Regions from separate parts of the Homo sapiens genome. Here region 2 is linked to region 1. A link is a loop called in an ENCODE intact Hi-C map of the cell type or tissue named here. Cell type or tissue: tibial artery. All regions are shown on one strand. Each heading gives the region's core, and the rest is flanking DNA. Links, peaks and the distances in the headings are about the cores only.

Region 1 (8,888 bases), core at 514-8,513:
GCACACCACAGTCCAGCCCAGAGCTTCTGGGACTCTCCCCAAGTGCGGGAAGAGGAATGGGGTGGGGGTGCTGTGGTCTCAGAGAAGGTTCTGCCTCTGTTTCCCCATTCATGCATGAAGGAGGCTGAATGCCTGGTCTCTACAAACCCTGCCTGCCTGAATCTCCCTGAGGGCCAGGATTCTAGGATAGGTTTACCAGGACTTAAAGCTGGGAGGGCCCTCAGGGAAGGAGAGGGGAAATTGTTTGTTGAAAGCAAGACAGCAAGGGCAGAGTAGAGCCAGGGCTAGGGTCTGCCACCGCCCAGTCCCAGCCCAGGACTCTTCCTGTGTCTCTTGCATCACTCCCCATCCCCCACTGCTGACAGGGAACATCCTCCTGGTTGGACGTAGACTGAGGGAAATGGCTTTGCATCAGTTAGGCTAATTCCAACTGCTATAATCAAGAGACCCAGCAGGAATGCACTGGTTTGGAAGGAAGGCAGAAGTTAATTTCTCTCGCAGCTAGCAGTCCATCTTGAGGCCACATTCCACATCCACAGGCAGCTCAATGTCATGAGGATCTCTAGGCATTTCCTCCTGCTTGGTCAACGTCAGGCCATGGATATGGCCCTGTTCTGTCTTTTGGCAAGAACAAGCACATGGGAGCAACATGCTCACAGTCTGCAGGCCTAGGCCAGTGTGGTGTGCATCGCCGGCTCGCCCATTCCACTGGGGAGAACCTAGGCGCGTGCTGTGGTTTGATTGTGTCTTCTCCAAAATTCACATTGACATGTAATGCCCACTGTGGTGGTATGAAAAGGGGAGGCCTTTGGGAATTGAATTGATTAAATCATGAGGGCTCCACCTTCATGGATGGATTAGTGCCTTATAAAAGGGCTGGAGGGAACTAGCTTGGGCCCTTTTCTGCCCTTCTACCTTCTGCCATGTGTTCATCCCCTCCAAAGGATGGAGCAACAGGACGCCATCTTGGAAGCAGAAAACAGACCTCACCAGATACTTGAGAAACCCAAATAAAATTCTAAGCCCCCAGTTGACCCCCTGTTGGCCAAGGGCACCTCAGAGAAAGCCTGGAAGCTGAGTTCATGGCCATGACAGGATAGGAGGTTGAAAACTGCCTTAGACTTTCTTCCCTAAGGGCTGAACAGAAACCTGCTTTTTCAAAAGACTCCACACTGATGATGCCAATCACCAGCTTATCCTCCCAGGTGCAGAACAAAGATGAGATTGTAAACCAAAAATAAAATTGTAAGCCCTCCGATAGACTGAATGTGTAACTGCCCAAGGGGTTCACATTGCCTGCTGCCTAGACAGAGTCAATTTATCAAGACAGGGGAATTGCAATAGAGAAAGAGTAATTCATGCAGAGGCAGCTGTGCAGGAGACCAGAGTTTTATCACCTCTCAAATCAGTCTCCCTGAAAACTTGGGGATCAGAGTCTTTCAGGATAATTTGGTGGGTAGGGGGCCAGTGAATCAGGAGTGCTGATTGGTTGGCTTGAGGATGAACTCATAGGGAGTCGAAGCTGTTCTCTTCTGCTGAGTCAGTTCCTGGGTGGGGGCCATAGAACCAGTTGGCAGGTCCAGGTGGGGCCATCTGGTTGTGAGAAATGAAAAACCTGAAAAGACATCCCAAAAGGCCCATCTTAGGTTCACAATAGTGATGTTACCTTCAAGAGTAATTAGGGAAGTTGCAAATCTTATGACCTCCTGAATAATCGCTGGTAAAATTTAGAATTCCAGCCCCTCTCATCTTGACCTGGTGGCTGGTGGCCTTTCATTTGTTTTACAAGAACAATTTAGCCTTTTGGGAAGGGCTATTATATAAACTATACACTAAATTCCTTTCCAAAGCTAATTTGGCCTATGCCCAGGAATGAACAAGGACAGTTCAGAGGTTAGAAGCAAGATGGGTCAGTTAGGTCTGATATCTTTTACTGCCATAATTTTCTCAGTTATGATTTTTGCAAAGGCAGTTTCCACTGGACCCCCCGCTTGACCAAGGGGATTCCAAAGAAACCTGAAAAACTAGTTCCGGCCATGACGGGAAGTTGTTGGGGGGGCGGTCACACATGCCTTGTTACACCCCCTCCCTTTGGAGCTTAGGCACAACTGACCAGCATTAACATGAAAACAGATCATAAGACTGACAAAACACTCTTTGTAGCAGTAAGATACCAAATTCCAACCTGACTCTGGTATAGAATCACATGACAGAGAGCAGGGCCTGAAGGAAATCAAAGTATTTTATTCCAAAATATAGTTCTTTGTCATATTTTGAAATGGCCCTGCAAACTGTCTGATGTTGTGGAAATTTGCATCTATAGAGAATCTCCTTCCCTTCCTAGGTCTTTTCCAGAGAGTCTGACGCCTTTTAAGGTCTGATAAGAGGCATTTACCATCTATTCCCTCTGAAGCCTGCTACCTAGAGGATTCATCTACATCATAAGCACCTTGGCTTCCACAACCCCTATCTTAAGCATTTCTTTATATTGACTTCAGACTCTTCAGGCAAAGCTTAACTCTTTTAACCAATTACCAATCAGGAAATCTTTGAATCCACCTGTGACCTGGAACCCCCCTCCTCCCACCCCACCCCACTTTGAGATATCCTAACTTTCTGGACTGAACTAATGGATACTTTCCATGCATTGATTTATGTTTTTGCTTGTAACTTCTGTCTCCCTAAAATGTATAAAGCCAAGCTGTAACCCAACCACCTTGGAGACATGTTCTCAGGCTCTCCTGAGGCTGTATCAATGGCCATGGTCCTTAACCTTGGCAAAAGTAAACCTCTAAATTCATCAAGACCTATCTCAGATACTTTTTGGTTTACAAGATGGATTGTTCCTTCGCCCTCCCTGAGATGTTCTGCTGCCTCTATCCCGTTTTTCTTCAAACCTTCACCTTATCTTATGTAAAATATAGATTCACTGGGCACTAAGTCTCACATGTAGGAAACCATTCACCTCACTGCTGTGCCCCACCCCTCTTTTAAGAAAAATGTATAAATACTAAACCACCTGGGAGGCTCTTTGGGAAAAAAACAGCCACAGATGCATCTGTGACTCGCATTTTTCCCAGGCATGCCCTCAAGCTGGCTCAATAAACCTCAATTGATTGAAACAGTCAATTGTCTCAGTCACTCATTTTGGTTGTGAAACCACCTTTACAAAAATTGTAGGCTGGGTGCAGTGGCTCACACCTGTAATCCCAACACTTTGGGAGGCCAAGGTGGGCAGATCACAAGGTCAGGAGATTGAGACCAGCCTGGCTAACACAGTGAAGCCCTGTCTCTACTGAAAATACAAAAAATTAGCCGGGTGTGGTGGCACGTGCCTATAGTCCCAGCTACTAGGGAGGCTGAGGCAGGAGAATCACTTGAACCCAGGAGGCTGAGGTTGCAGTGAGCTGAGATCATGCCATTGCACCCCAGCCTGGGCAACAGAGCGAGACTCCATCTCAAAAAAAAAAATTGTAGCAGTGAGAAAATTATGACAGAAAGAGACCTGATCTAATCAACCCCCTCTTGCCTTTGTTAATCAAGTTTAGCCTAAAGCAGCCTCCTTACATATTTAAGTTCAGCCTAAAGGTTTTTCTGTACATTGTGAACTATAGCAAGTGGAGGTGTAAACCAACCGTAGCCCACACCTGTGCAAATCACTGAGTTTTGGCCAAACGTAGCCAACTGTTTGTAGCCAACTGTTCGAACTGTGTTCAAATAAGGCAAACGCTGAGCTGTAAAGACTCCAGTTGTTTCTGTACCTCACTTCCGATTTCTGTACCTCATTTCCTTTTTTTTTTTTTTTTCTATAAATCTTCTTTCATCATGTGGCTGCACAGGAGTCTCTGAATCTTCTGTGATTCTGGAGGCTGCCCAATCAATTCATGAATCATTCATTGCTCAATTAAACTCCTTTAAATTTAATTCAGCTGAAGTTTTTCTTTTACCACCTTTAACCTCCAGACTGCCCTTAGTCATTCCTGAGCCGAGGCCAAGCTAATTTTGGGAGTTAGCTTGGCCTCAGCTCAGCAATGACTAAGGCTAATGAAAGCCCACCAGGCTAGGAGGAAGAGGAGCTTGAATTGTGCTAAGGTGTAGACATAAAAAATTGTCAGCCATTATTCCAGAGGTAACAAGATTTGCAACTCCCCCAATTACTCCTGCAGATAATGTCACTATTGTAAAACCAAAGATTGGCCTTTTGAGATGTCTTTTCAAGTTTTTGCATTTCTGATGACCAGTAGCTCCACCCGACTCACCTTCACCCAGACCCACTGAACCCCACCCACCAGTCCTGTGGCCCCAACCAGAAGTAGACTCCGTGGCCCACCCAACTATCCTTAGAAAACCCTAGCTTCCAGATTTTCAGGGAGATTGGTTTGAGTAATAACTCCATCTTCCACGTGGTGTGGCCAGCCTCATATCAATTAAACTCTTTATCAGGCTGTGATCTCTGAATTGGTCTCGTCTGTGCAGTGGTCAGGAAGATCCCACTGGGTGGTAACAGTTGTCACACCAATCCTGCAGCCACTTTGACTTTAGACTTCCCAGACTCCAGAATGGTAAGAAATAAATTTCTGCTCTTTATAAATTACTAGTCTAGGGTATTTAGTTATAGGAGCACAAATGGAATAAGACAGTCCATGACCACGCTGGTTGCAAAGGAAGGAGGCTGAGGGGTTTAGTCTAGCTTTGTGCCAAGGGAGGTGCAGAAAATTGACTTTTGTGGACCATTAGCAGTCTTCACTGTAGTCACCTGACTCGCTACCAGCTATTTATGTTGATACAGGAGACAGAAAGAAATTATTTAGGCAGATAGTAAGAGCAACAGAGTTCTCAGCAGAATTTCCCTTTTAACAAAAGCAGCCCCCAAAATCATTTCTTTCCTAACAAAGAGCAATCTGAAAAATCAAGCTGCAGATAAGCAAGCTGGAAGCTTGCACAGGTGAATGCCGGCAGCTGGAGGCTCCCTCTTTCCTTTTCTTTGTCACCACATGTACAGTAAAGATACAGGGCCGGGCACGGTGGCTCACGCCTGTAATTCCAGCACTTTGGGAGGCTGAGGCAGGTGGATCACTTGAGATGGAGAGTTCGAGACCAGCCTGACCAACGTGGAGAAACCCCGTCTCTACTAAAAAATACAAAATTAGCCGGGTGTGGTGGCGCATGCCTGTAATCCTAGCTACTCAGGAGGCTGAGGCAGGAGAATCACTTGAACCTGAAAGGCGGAGGTTGCAGTGAGCCGAGATAGCACCATTGCACTCCAGCCTGGGCAACAAGAGCAAAATTCCACCTCAAAAAAAAAAAAAGAAAGAAAGAAAAGAAACAGCCAACATGGCACCAGCCAGGTAGAGAACCCATCTGCATAATAAAAGATTAGGGTAAGGGAGGCCAGATTTTCTCGCTCTATGCAAATGGCACACCTGGTCTGACCAATCTTTTGTGCCTTATATAAATCAGACACCGCCTCCTCAAGCTCATCTATAACCCCGCCCCCATTTTGCTGCAGACCAGAAAACCCGCTTGGGACCCCTCTCTCTGCAGGAGAAAGCTCTTCTCTTTCTTTTGCCTATTAAACCTCCGCTCTCAACCTCACTCCTTGTGTGTCTGTGTCCTTGATTTCCTCGGCGTGAGACAACAAACCTCAGGTATCACTCCAAACAATGAGGCCGCTTCGGTATGATACTTCATCCCATAACAAAACACATTTGCTCATCTCCAAGGAAGTCAACCCCCAATCCCATCTACTTACAATTCCAGGTCAAAGCACAGGATATCAGAGAGTGAAAGTCCTCTCCAGAGCCACATGTGGCTCCTCATGGTCCCGTGACATAGAAACTGCACGACAAGTCACCTGTTCCCACCACCCCTTCCCGTCACCTTGCACATCCCAATACAGCTGTGGACAGGTTACCGAAAAGGGGTCCCAATCCAGACCCCAAGAGAGGGTGCTTGGATCTCTCACAAGAAAGAATTTGGGGCGAGTCCATAGTGTAAAGTGAAAGCAAGTTTATTAAGAAAGTAAAGGAATAGGGAACGGCTACACCATAGGCAGAGCGACCTATGGTTTGTATGGTTATTTTTCGATTATATGCTAAACAAGGGGTGAATTAGTCATCAATTTTCTGGGAAAGGAGTGGGCAATTCTCAGAGTTCAGGGCTTCTCCCCTTTTACATCATATAGGTGAACTTCCTGACATGGCCATGGCATTTGTAAACTGTTGTGGCGCTGAGGGGAGTGACTTTTAGCATGCTAATGCATTAAAATTAGCATATAATGAACAGTGAGGACACCCAGAGGTCACTTTCATCACCATCTTGGTTTTGGTAGGTTTTGGCCGGCTTTTTACCTCATCCTTTTTTTTTTTTTTTTTTTTGAGTCAGAGTCTCGCTCTGTCACTCAGGCTGGAGTGCAATGGTGTGATCTTGGCTCACTGCAACCTCCGCCTCCTGGGTTCAAGCAATCCTCCTGGCTCAGCCTCCCAAGTAGCTGGGATTACAGGCACCCACCACACGCCTGGCCAATTTTTGTATTTTTAGTAGAGATGGGGTTTCACCATGCTGGTCTCTTTGGCCAGGCTGGTCTCAAACTCCTGACCTCATGATCCATCCACCTTGGCATCCCAAAGTGCTGGGATTACAGGTGTGAGCCACCACACCTGGCATATCTCATCCTTTTATCAGCAAGGTCTGTGTGACCTGCACTTGTGCCAGCCTCCTCTCATCCTGTAACAAAGAATGCCTGATCTCCTGGGAATGCAGCCCAGTAGGTCTCAGCCTTATTTTACCCAGCCTCTGTTCAAGATGGAGTCGCTCTGGTTCAAATGCCTCTGACAGACAGGGATAGGAAAACCACAATAAAAATGTCCATCTGGAAAAGTAAACAATGGAAACACTCAGCAGTCACTGTGCATAGCAACAGGCAGATCCTCCTGGCAGCAACGATGAGGACCTCGCTCTGGCAGAGGAGGTTCCTCAGTTGGCAAATATGGCCAACCCGGTTCTGGGAGATCCTCCTTTTCCCATCATCCTGTGTGGCCACATCTGCAGCAAAGTGACTATTAAATGCTCTGGCCTCTTATCTTAAGTGAGCTTGTAGCAGGACAGGCCGCAAACAAAACCCCTCAGACACCGAGTTAAAGAAGGAAGGGCTTTATTTGGCCGGGAGCTTCAGCAAGACTCATGCCTCCAAAAAGTGAGCTGAGTGAATAATTCCTGTCCCTTTTAAGGGCTTACAACTCTAAGAGGGTCCGCGTGAGAGGGTCATGATCAATTGAGCAAGCAGGCGGTATGTGACTGGGGGCTGCATGCACCAGTAATCAGAATGGAACAGAACAGGACAGGGAGTTTCACAATGCTTTTCCATACAATGTCTGGAATCTATAGATAACATAACTGGTTAGGTCAGGGGACGATATTTAACCAGACCCAGGGTGCAGCACCGGGCTGCCTGCCTGTGGATTTCATTTCTGCCTTTTAGTTTTTACTTCTTTCTTTGGAGGCAGAAATTGGGAATAAGACAATATGAGGGGTGGTCTCCTCCCTTAAGTTGACACGGGAACAGAAAACCAAATACTGCACGTTCTCACTTATAAGCGAGCACTAAACATTGAGTACACATGAACACAAAGAAAGGAACGACAGACACAGGAACCTACTTGAAGGTGGAGGGTGGGAGGAGAGTAAGGATGAAAAAAACTATCCATCAGTACTATGCTGATTATCTGAGTGACTAAATAATCTGTACACCAAACCCCTGAGACACGCAATTTACCCACGTAAGAAACCTGCACATATATCCCCAACCTAAAATAAAAGTTGGAAAGAAAAAAAAAAAAAGATACCTATATAAGATAAATATGTACAATCTACAATGTACTTTTTTTTTTCTTTTTCTGAAGCTGACTGTTACCCTGTTGCCCAGGCTGGAGTGCAGAGGCACGATCTCAGCTCACTATAACCTCTACCTCCAGGATTCAAGTGATTCTCCTGCCTCAGTCTCCCGAGTAGCTGGGATTACAGGCATGCGCCAACATGCCTGGCTAATGTTTGTATTTTTAGTAGAGACAGGGCTTCACCATGTTGGCCAGGCTGGTCTCGAACTCCTGACCTCAAGTGATCCACCTGACTCGGCCTCCCAGGGTGGGATTACAAGCGGGAGCTACTGCATCCAGCCCTACAATGTAATTTAATAACAACCCCTGTTACAGCTTCTACATTACATACTACATATTACGCATTTTTTAAAAAAGATCTGGCCTCTTTGGGGGTTGCTTTGGGGGGTCAAACCATCATAATCATTCATTGCTATTCCTGGTTTTCTTGGCAATCAAATTCCCTCAAATACTTAAAAGGCTTCTGGTCTTTGTGCTTCCGGACAGTTCCAGGTGCCAATAACCACATCCAAAGATGTCTTCTCCCCAGAGGTCTGGAGCCTGCTTTATTACTTTGTTTCCTGCTCTGGCCCAGCTGGCCCATTTTAATTCCCAGCTACCTTGGGGCTATTCTAAAACAATAGATTGGAGTGGGAAGATAACACCATTCATCTAGCCTGGCTCCAGGGCTGGAGCTTTCACTGGGCTCCTTGGGTGGCCTTGGAGAAAGGCTAAGCAACAACAGAACTCCCACTCTTTGGATTATAAAGGCAGGTGGCTTTTGCTTCTGTAAGGCCCCAGGTTTCTAGGTTCTCTCTATGACTTTCTATCTCTCCTGACTTTCTTGGAATAATTTGCTAAAAGCCACAAAGAGCAGCCAATGCATATTAATATTCTAGCTCTTTCCAACCACTTCTTAGTGCTATGGGCTTGGTTGACTCAGGATTGCTTTTCCACAATGTCATAAAAATGGTTTTTACCAGATGCTTTTCCCAGGGATAACAAGGGTCTTCA
Region 2 (8,888 bases), core at 245-8,244, 51 kb before region 1:
TTGGGTTTCTGGCTCATGGTGAAATCTTTTCCAAAGGCTGGAAATATTGGAAGCGCCCCAGGTTACAGGCTCTAAATGCAATGCAATATTTTAACTTATTTGGACTTTTATGTCCCAGCTTTTCCATCATGCAATTTGCCTAACTTGAGTCACCCTCACTGACTAAGTATAGGGGTAACTTACAAGATGTTTACAAATTCTTGCTAAAATAGAGTGCAAATTCCTCAATCCTAGCTCTCACATCAGCAAGACCCGACTCAGTTATACACACTTGTTGCTCCTGCTTCCATTTCTCAATTTTCTTTGCCATTTTCCAGACCAGACAACTTCTCAGGAGGCCCAGGAAAGGGTTTTGAGTTTGGAGAACGAAGTAAATCAGTTGCTTCTAGCTATCAGCACCAGACCATGTACAATTCCATTTCAGAGTTTTGACTACCTGGGATTGGAGACTTCAGGGCACTGCCAGTGGGAAAATGTGAACATAGCAAAACCACTTAGCAGAAAGAGCTCAAGAGAGAGGGGAGATTTTTTTCTTCCATGTTATCCACTTGGGCATGAGAGGGGTCAATTCAAGTTTTGCCAGTCATATAAGTCCCCTCTGAAAAACCTGCATTAACTTGGACCATATGCCCACTTTATTTCAGGGATATTTGTCCCTCTATCTCCAGCACCTAGAGTAATGCCTGTACATAGTAAGTGTTCAGTAAATATTTGTTGCCTATATGAAGGAGACGATTTTTTTTTGAGACAGAGTTTCGCTCTTGTCACCAGGCTGGAGTGCAATGGTGCGATCTCGGCTCACTGCAACCTCCGCCTCCCAGATTCAAGCAATTCTCCTGCCTCAGCCTCCCGAGTAGCTGGGATTACAGGCATGTGCCACCATGCCTGGCTAATTTTGTATTTTTAGTAGAGACGGGGTTTCTCCATGTTGGTCAGGCTGGTCTCAAACTCCTGACCTCAGGTGATCCCCCCACCTTGGCCTCCCAAAATGCTGGGATTACAGGCATGAGCCATTGCACACAGCTGAGAGGTGACGTTTTTATCTCTCATTTAGATGTCAGTCCTCTTAGCCTAGTTCTTCCAACACCAAGCAGTTGTTTTGAGCAGGCATCTCTGGTCTCACATTTACCATCATTAATAAGAGAGAAGACTTTATCCCCAGGAGAAGCAGAGTAAGAAGAGGACTGGGGCTTGGGATGGCAACTTGTCCATTCAGAGTAACAAGGAAGCCTTTTCTATGGGCAGCCAGAGTCCTTTGATTCCAAGATGCACAATTGGTTCTCATTCTATTTGATATTATTTTATTTATTTACTTACTTGAGACAGGGTCCTGCCCTGTCACCCAGGCTAGAGTGCAGTGGTGCGATCACGGCTCACTGCAGCTTCAACCTCCTGGGCTCAAGCGATCCTCCTGACTCAGCCTCCCAAGTAGCTGGGACCACAGGTGCACACCACCATGCCCAGCAAATTTTTTATTTTTAGTAGAGACAGGGTCTCACTATGTCGCCGAGGCTGGTCTCAAACTCCTGGGTTCAAGCCATCCTCCTATCTTGGCCTCTCAAAGTGTTGGGATTATGGGCGTGAGCCACTGCGCCCGGCCCTGAGCACTTTTTATATGCAGCTTTTTCTTCTCCCCAGTTTTGTTTCAGACTCTGTGCTCTCTGGCATTTCTCTTCCAACTCTGCTAATCCTTCTACAAATCCTAGGCTAGGCCCAAGGAACTGACCTGGCAACAGTAGAACCCTCCTGTGTGGGTAGAGAAGGGGAGAAACTGAGTCACAACAAATCCTTTTTAGCAGCTGGGAGAAGCAAAGGCCTGGGAACCCTGATACCGCAATCGCTCCTATCCTGTTCAATAATGGTAGCTTCCATTTATGGAGCACTAGGCATTGTATTAAATTTTGTTTGTTTGTTTTGAGACAGGGTCTCCCGCTGTCACCCAGGCTGGAATGCAGTGCCATGATCACAGCTCACTGCACCCTCGACCTCCCAGACTCAAGTGATTCTCCCACCTCAGCGTCCCGGGTAGCTGGGACCACATTTACATGCCACCATGCCTGGCTAATTTTTTGTATTTTCAGTAGAGACAGGGTCTCGCCATGTTGCCCAGGCTGGTCTCAAACTCCTGGCCTCAGATGATCTGCACACCTTGGCCTCCCAAAGTGCTGGGATCACAGGCTCTGACATTTACCAGTGATATGACCTTGGACCTCAGTTTTCTTATCTGTAAACAGGGTTTAATACAAACACCTACTTCTGAGAGTTGTCAGGAGATGACATTACCTGATGCAGGTGATGTGCTCAGGCAGTGCCTGGCCCTTGGTAGGTGTTCAGCACATGTCACTAGGTGCCTCAGATTGTTTAAAGTGGCAAATCTATGAGACAGGTGTTATCATCGCTGCAGTGAAGAGGAACCTGAGGCCCAAAGAGGCAAAATAACTTGCCCAGGTTGACACAGTTCATATATAGAAAGACTATGCTTCGCGGTCATACAGCCGGTCCCAAGCCATCTTCTTAACCACTATGCTTACTGTCTCTATCAATCCCCTTTTACAGATTAGGAAAATGAGATTTGGATGAGTCCTGTTCACAACGACAGAAGAAGGACAGCCCCTGTGGGGCAGACCAGGTCTCCTGACATTGCTTTTTGCCCTGAGAGCCCTGGGAGGTCCCGGAGAGATAAACTACCCAGTGAGCAGAGACTCCTGCAGTCCAGGCACCAGCCCCGGACCACGCTGCCCACAGCTGATATGTCACCTCTCTTAGCTTTCTGCAATTTGGTCGCATCCCAGGGAAAAACTGTCACATTTTTGCAGTGGTCAGGGCCTCCCCAGCCCCTGCATCACCACCACCACCAAAAGCCATCTCTGAGCATCTGCTTGTGGCCTGGGGCAAGAGGCAGCCTTAGAAGGTGAATCATCCTGGGGAATGAAAATTACTTCTGAGATGCCCTCTGGGCACTGAAGTATTGGCATGTCCAGGTTGATGGGGACAATGACACAGAAGCCTGGATATTGAACTGGAGAATCAGCTGCCACATCCCCACACCAGGCTAGACCAGTGTGCACACTGGAAGAGATGGACCCTGTCTAAAGCAAGAACCCTCTTCCTGCACTCCAGTGCCTGAGCCACCTTGAGGGAGAGCTGCACCCTGTGTGCTGTTTTAGGAGTCGAGACGGGTCTCACTGCACCATCCAAACCACCCCCAACACTGTCTTATAACCAAAGGGATAAAAGTGAGCATGTACAGAGCACCTACTGTGTGCCAGCCCTGAGCTTGGTCATTTCATCCTTCCGTTGTCTCATGTAATCTACACCACAAACCAGCAAGGGCATACATAATCATCCTTATTTTCCAGAGGAGGAGCCTCCCTGAGGCGCTCTGGGGCTCAGAGAAGTTGAGTGCCCAGCCCAAGGTCACACATATAGAGCCTGAGAGGCAGAGGAAAGGTTCAAGTGCTGCCTTTCCTGCTATACTTAGGTGCCTTTGCTTGGACTGACCCAAGGCCTTGTCTCTATGAGACAACAGGGATGTGGTTTGAGGAGCGAGCATCATCCTGGGACAGAGAAGAGGGCTTAGGTGGTTCATCACTGCACAGTGGCCTAGAGGTCTGTTTCTATGGGGGCTCTTGGAGTCCCCCAGCTTTTGCACAGATGCTTCCCAGAAGCAATGGCTTCGGATTCCACATCCAAGTGGGGCCTCTGAACAATCTCGGGCCTTGGGGCTTCTTTCTCGCCCAGGCTCTGGAATGTCTGGCTGGGAAGGGGGCCCGAAGCTGGGGGGCACTTCTGTCTCAAACTGATTTCAAATAAAATTCAGTCCCCAGAGAGTCATCCATCTGAGACAGAAGGAGCCTGTGACATTCCCGGGGCCTCCCTGGGCAGATCTGGCAAAAACCAGAGCAGGCCTGAGGCAGTCTGCCCTGCAGCTCCCTGGCCCTAGGGCCTGCCAGGTGGTACAGACTCTGGCCTTGTATGGGCAAAATTGTCCCGCCAAGCCTAACTTTGGAGTCAGCTTTATCTCTATTTTTGGCCCCCGGGGGTAGTGTTGGTCTCTCCTCTGAGCTCTCATTGGCTCAAACGTCAGCTAGGCCTACGAGGATTCTTGACGCTCGTCTAGGGTCAAGGGCCAGTGGGGAGAGGTTAGCTTGAATGTCCAACCGCGGGGAGGAGAACATCGCTAAAAATAATAACAACAATATCAACAACTAGCTATTACTTCCTGCCAGGCATCATGCTGAAAGCTTTCCACAGATTGTCCCTTTAAGATCTTAAAGAGGTCTGGGTGTGGTAGCTAATGCCTGTATTCCCAGCACTTTGAGAGGCCAAGGCAGGCAGATCACTTGAGGTCAGGAGTTCGAGACCAGCCGGGCCAACATGATGAAACCCCATCTCTACAAAAATACAAAAATTAGCCAGATGTGATGGTGCGTGTCTCTAATCCCAGCTACTCAGGAGGCTGAGGCAGGAGAATCATTTGAACCCAGGAGATGGAGGCTGCAGTAAGCCGAGATTGCACCACTGCACTCCAGCCTGGGTAACAGAGCGAGACTCTGCCTCAAAAAAAAAAAAAAAAAAAAAAAATCTCAAAGAGGTGAGTAGCATCATTATTCCCCCTTAAGCATCTTCCAGAAGTTGGGTACCTTACCCAAAGTCACGCAGTCAGCAAGGAGCTGCAAAGCCATGCACACTGGCTCTCAGCCACTCAAATGAGCTGCATCCAGCTAGCACCCAGAGCTGGAAGGGGCCTCAGTCTACATCCAAGCCAGCTCCTCCATCCCACAAGGAAGCCTGAACCACCTGGGTCCCACTTTGGTGGCAGGTCCAGGCCCAGATCACCCAGACTCCAAGGCCAGAGCTTTGCCCTCCCACCTAGCACCCTGCCCCTAAGGGTCTAGCCAGGCCCTGGCTGCCAGAGGAGGGTCCACACAGTCACCCCTCCTGGGACTGGCCCAGTTCTTTCAGACTGGTCCAGTTCTGGGATCCAGGAGAAGTAGTCTCTACAGAGTAAGGCTGGAACCCTGGAGGTCGCTGGGGTGGCATGGTGGTGGGAGTCTTGAGCCTAGGCCACAGAAAAGATGGGGTGGGGAACACACCCTGCAAACTTGGGCCCTCCCCTGCACTTTGGCCTTTGGGCAGATTCCTTGCATTGCGGATCTTTGGAGTTTACACCTGGGTCCAAATCCAGCTTCTGCCACTTAGCAGCTATTTGACCCTGGAGACAAAATCCTACATGCCTGTAAGCCTTGGTTTCTTCATCTGTAAAGTGGGGATAACAGGTCCGCCATCTCCTCTAGTTGTTGAGAGAGTTAGATGTAGTGTGATAGTGTAATTACCTGCACAGCTTTACCTGGGGGTAGAGGGCGGGGGAGGAGGTTCTGGGAACATGAAACTTTCAGTAGTAAAATCTGGGCACGTCCGGGGAAGCCAGAATGAGTTGGTGTTCCTGTGAGACCTAATATGCAAAGCACGGAGCACAGTGCCTGGCAGAAAACACACCCAATGCCCCAAACCCGCTGTGCATTCAAAATTCACAGCCCACTCCTCAGCTGCACTCCCTCCCTCAGCGCTGCCTCACTGTGAGAGATTTGCCACCCAGAGCCCCTGAGTCGAGGAGCAAAACAAAGCTAGTGCTGCCCTCAGTGCTCCCCTCCCCATAGTGGAACCCCTTTGTCCTCAGAACCCTCCCCTCCCCCACCCAGGCAGGCTGTGTGCCAGCAGCAATTACAGAATCTCATATTCACAGAAGCCTGCACGTGCAGCCCACGATCAGCAGTAATTAGGCAGCTAAAGGAGTTTGAAAGCCCATCAGCCAATCCGGGGAGGGGGTGCTGAATGGGACAATCAGCCTCACCAGGCAGGGGGCTGGGGGCAGGGAAAGAGTGGGACTCTTGTCGAGGGGTGGAGGGACAGCCATTGAAACAGTTCCCCTCACCCCTCTACAGCTGTCGTGTACAATGGCAGGGTGGGGGTGAGCTTGCCGGGACTCGAAAAGCACAGGGCAGACTGGCACGGGGGAGAAGGGGTGGGTGGGCCGGGCTGGGTGTTCTGAAGACAAGGCCAACCTCACCACCACCAGTGGGCCTCCGAAAAACATATCTCCTACAAGTGTCCCAATGGCCTTGGTTAGGAGTGTATCCAGGCAGGTATCCTCTCCCTGCTAGGAAGTTGCATCCCCTCGATGGGAAAGAACTCCTAGAGCAGTGCTTCTCCAACTGTAAAGTGCTAGCAAATCACCAGGTTCTTGCTAAAATGTACATTCTGGTCCCGTGGGACCAGGAAGGGGCCTAGAATTCTGCATTTCCAACCAGCTCCCAGATGCTGTCAATGCTGCTGGTCTTGGACTGCATTTTGAGGAGCAAAGTTCAGTGCATCTCTGAGGATAGGGCGGGCAGATGGAAGGGAAAGACCCTGGAGTCATTTACCCACTACTTGACCTTGGGCAAGCCCCCTCGATTCCTAGGGCCTCATTTTCCCGATAGCCATCCTGCCTGCGGCTGGGGCTGGGCTGAGAATGAAAGGAGAAAACAGCTAGGTACATGCCCTTGAGAGTCGCAGACAGGCTTTTATGGGGAGGGGACCAGAGCTCAGCTCAGCTCAGCTCAGCTTGGCCTTGGAAGCCCTGGGTGCGGGTAGGGAGCAACTGGAGCTCAAATTTTGGAACAGGCTGGTGAGACTCCTTTTCTCACCTCTTGCTCTTGGGGGTCCCTGGGTAGTTTCTTGGTCCCCCAGGGCGGTATGCGGGGGTGAGCAAACACCAAGAACTTGGCCCAGAAAACCCGCTCTGTGTCCTTCCCCAGACTCAAGCTCGTGACTGCCCTTCTGATCTGGGCTCTCTCTACTCCAAGCCTCTGTGCACGTGGTTCTAGATGCCCGGGACACATCCCCCCCCTTCACCTCACTCACTCCTGGGAGCCCCCTGGCCTCAGTTTCCCCCTTCCACATGCAGACTCAGCCCCTCCCCTGACTTCAGGACCAACGGAACAAGAGGCTGCAGGTTGCTAGGCAGTCAGGGTCCCAGATACCTCATTCTGGGCATCTGGGTACCCCTTACCCCAGGATAGGGGTCTGGCTCTGCTCTGCCTGCTCTAGCCACAACCCCAGGAATGCTCACCTCCAAGGCCTGGGGGAACAGCTCCCTGCTACTGGCTGCTGCCAGAGGGTGAGGGCCTGGTGAGGTTCCTCCAAGTGAGGTACCCCCTATCCCTGGGTAACAGGGGCCCCTGGCAGAGCCCAGACCCACAGCCCCCGGGCAGCAGTCAGGTCAGGCTCCTGCACTGCCTCTCCAGGCTGGAAACTGCAGAGTGTGCGAAAAGTCAGAGGGGAATGGGCAGTTACTGTCCAGTGGGGATAGAATTTCGGTTGTATAGGATGAAAAGAGTTTTGGAGATGAATAATGGCAACAGTTGCCCAATGTAATTAATGCATTTTTTTTTTTTTTGAGACAAAGTCTCACTCTGTTGCCCAGACTGGAGTGTAGTGGCGCGATCTCAGCTCACTGCAACCTCCACCTCCTGGGTTCAAGCGATTCACCTGCCTCAGCCTCCCGATTACAGGCATGCACCACCACACCCAGCTAATTTTTGTACTTTTTGTAGAGCTGGAGCTTCACCATGTTGGCCAGGCTGGTCTTGAACTCCTGGCCTCAAGCGACCCACCCACCTCAGCCTCCCAAAGTGCTGGGATTACAGGTGTGAGCCACCATGCCAGGCCTATGAATGCATTTAATGCCACTAAACTGTACATTTAAAAATAGTTAAGATAGTAAACTTTATGTTATGTGCATTTGGCCACAATAAAAAACAATTCAGAGAGAAGAATCTGGCAGTGGCTGCAAACACCATGTCCTCTCTGAGGTGACTTCCGTGACCTGCTTTGGCTTATACTTGGAACATTGTGTTATCATTTTTAACATAATTTTTCTCCTCATTCTTTTTAAAAACCAGCTTCTCCTAATGCAATTACTTTTCTGCAAAATATAATAACATTTTACATTTGTAAATGTTCATTATGAAATATTTCAGATGAACCAAATGGTCTTTACTCATGTCCCCTCACCACGCTTAAGCAATGAAACATCACGAATGCAGCTGCAGCCTCCTTGTGACCCTGCATGATGGTGTCTTCTCCCTCCCTACTCCCAGAAAGTCACCCTCACCATGCCGCATCCAGACCCCTCCAGCCCTGGACAAGGCCATGCAGCCATTCCCGTCAACAGAGCAGCTCCCCTACCCGGTGCCTTGCCAGGGGCTTTTGCTTATTGTCTCATTTAACCTCCACAACAAAAAATCACTCCTAGCTAGGGTAACTATCCCCATTTTACCGGTAAGGATTCTGAGGCTCAGAGAGGTTAAATAGCTCCCCTCAGATCACACAGCATTCAGACCCACAGAAGGCAGATTCACAAACTGCCCTTTTCCAGATGCCAACTAGGGCCTCAAAGTGCCCCTCCCACCCTAGTAAGCTGGTATCTCCCCAGCTACAGCCTCCAGGGTCACTGGAGTTTCCCAAAGCCAGGTCTCTTGGGGAAGTGAGTGGTGAAACCCTGAGTTGGTTGCCAGGGATGACTTTGGCCATCCTGTGTCAAGACGACTTAAAAACATAAGCCAGAGGAAAGTGGTGTGCTCGACCATCAGAGAGAATTTCCCAGCGTAACCTTTCCCTAGAAACCACGCGGGGGGCTTCTTCCAGAAACTTCTTCCAAAGAGTGGGTCATTCCTGGGGGTCCAGATTCACCCCACCCGGGTGCAGGTAGGCCAGCTCGGGGTGGGGCGAGGTGGCATCTGAAGGGGAGAATCCTTCGAGGCCAGGCCCACAGCTCAGGGCAGCATGGGGAGGCGCGCTCTCAAACCCACCCCTTCTCCTGTCCCCCACCAGAATGGCCCTTT

What was found. A loop is a pair of places that touch in the nucleus more often than their neighbours do. Peaks named below come from ENCODE experiments on the same cell type or tissue, not always from the same donor. Only the 100,000 strongest peaks of a DNase experiment are listed, where the experiment ranks them.
Region 2: a loop joins it to region 1, with 12 times the contacts of the local background. A loop is called at or near these places in 9 of 110 quality-filtered maps.

Annotation. Positions count from the first base shown.
Region 1 is chr11:43,951,010-43,959,897 of GRCh38, reverse strand. It overlaps a transcript of ACCSL not described here. Among named protein-coding and RNA genes, the nearest start is that of C11orf96, 13 kb to the right of the region's middle. RefSeq lists a silencer at 4,096-4,322. In tibial artery, for the core only: no CTCF peak of the experiment used is centred there; no DNase peak of the experiment used is centred there; H3K27ac peaks cover 2,409 bases.
Region 2 is chr11:44,002,196-44,011,083 of GRCh38, reverse strand. It overlaps a transcript of ACCSL not described here. Among named protein-coding and RNA genes, the nearest start is that of ACCSL, 41 kb to the left of the region's middle. RefSeq lists enhancers at 3,320-3,819, 5,348-6,209. In tibial artery, for the core only: no CTCF peak of the experiment used is centred there; DNase peaks (open chromatin) are centred at 4,113, 4,823, 5,793, 6,473 and 4 weaker places; H3K27ac peaks cover 8,000 bases.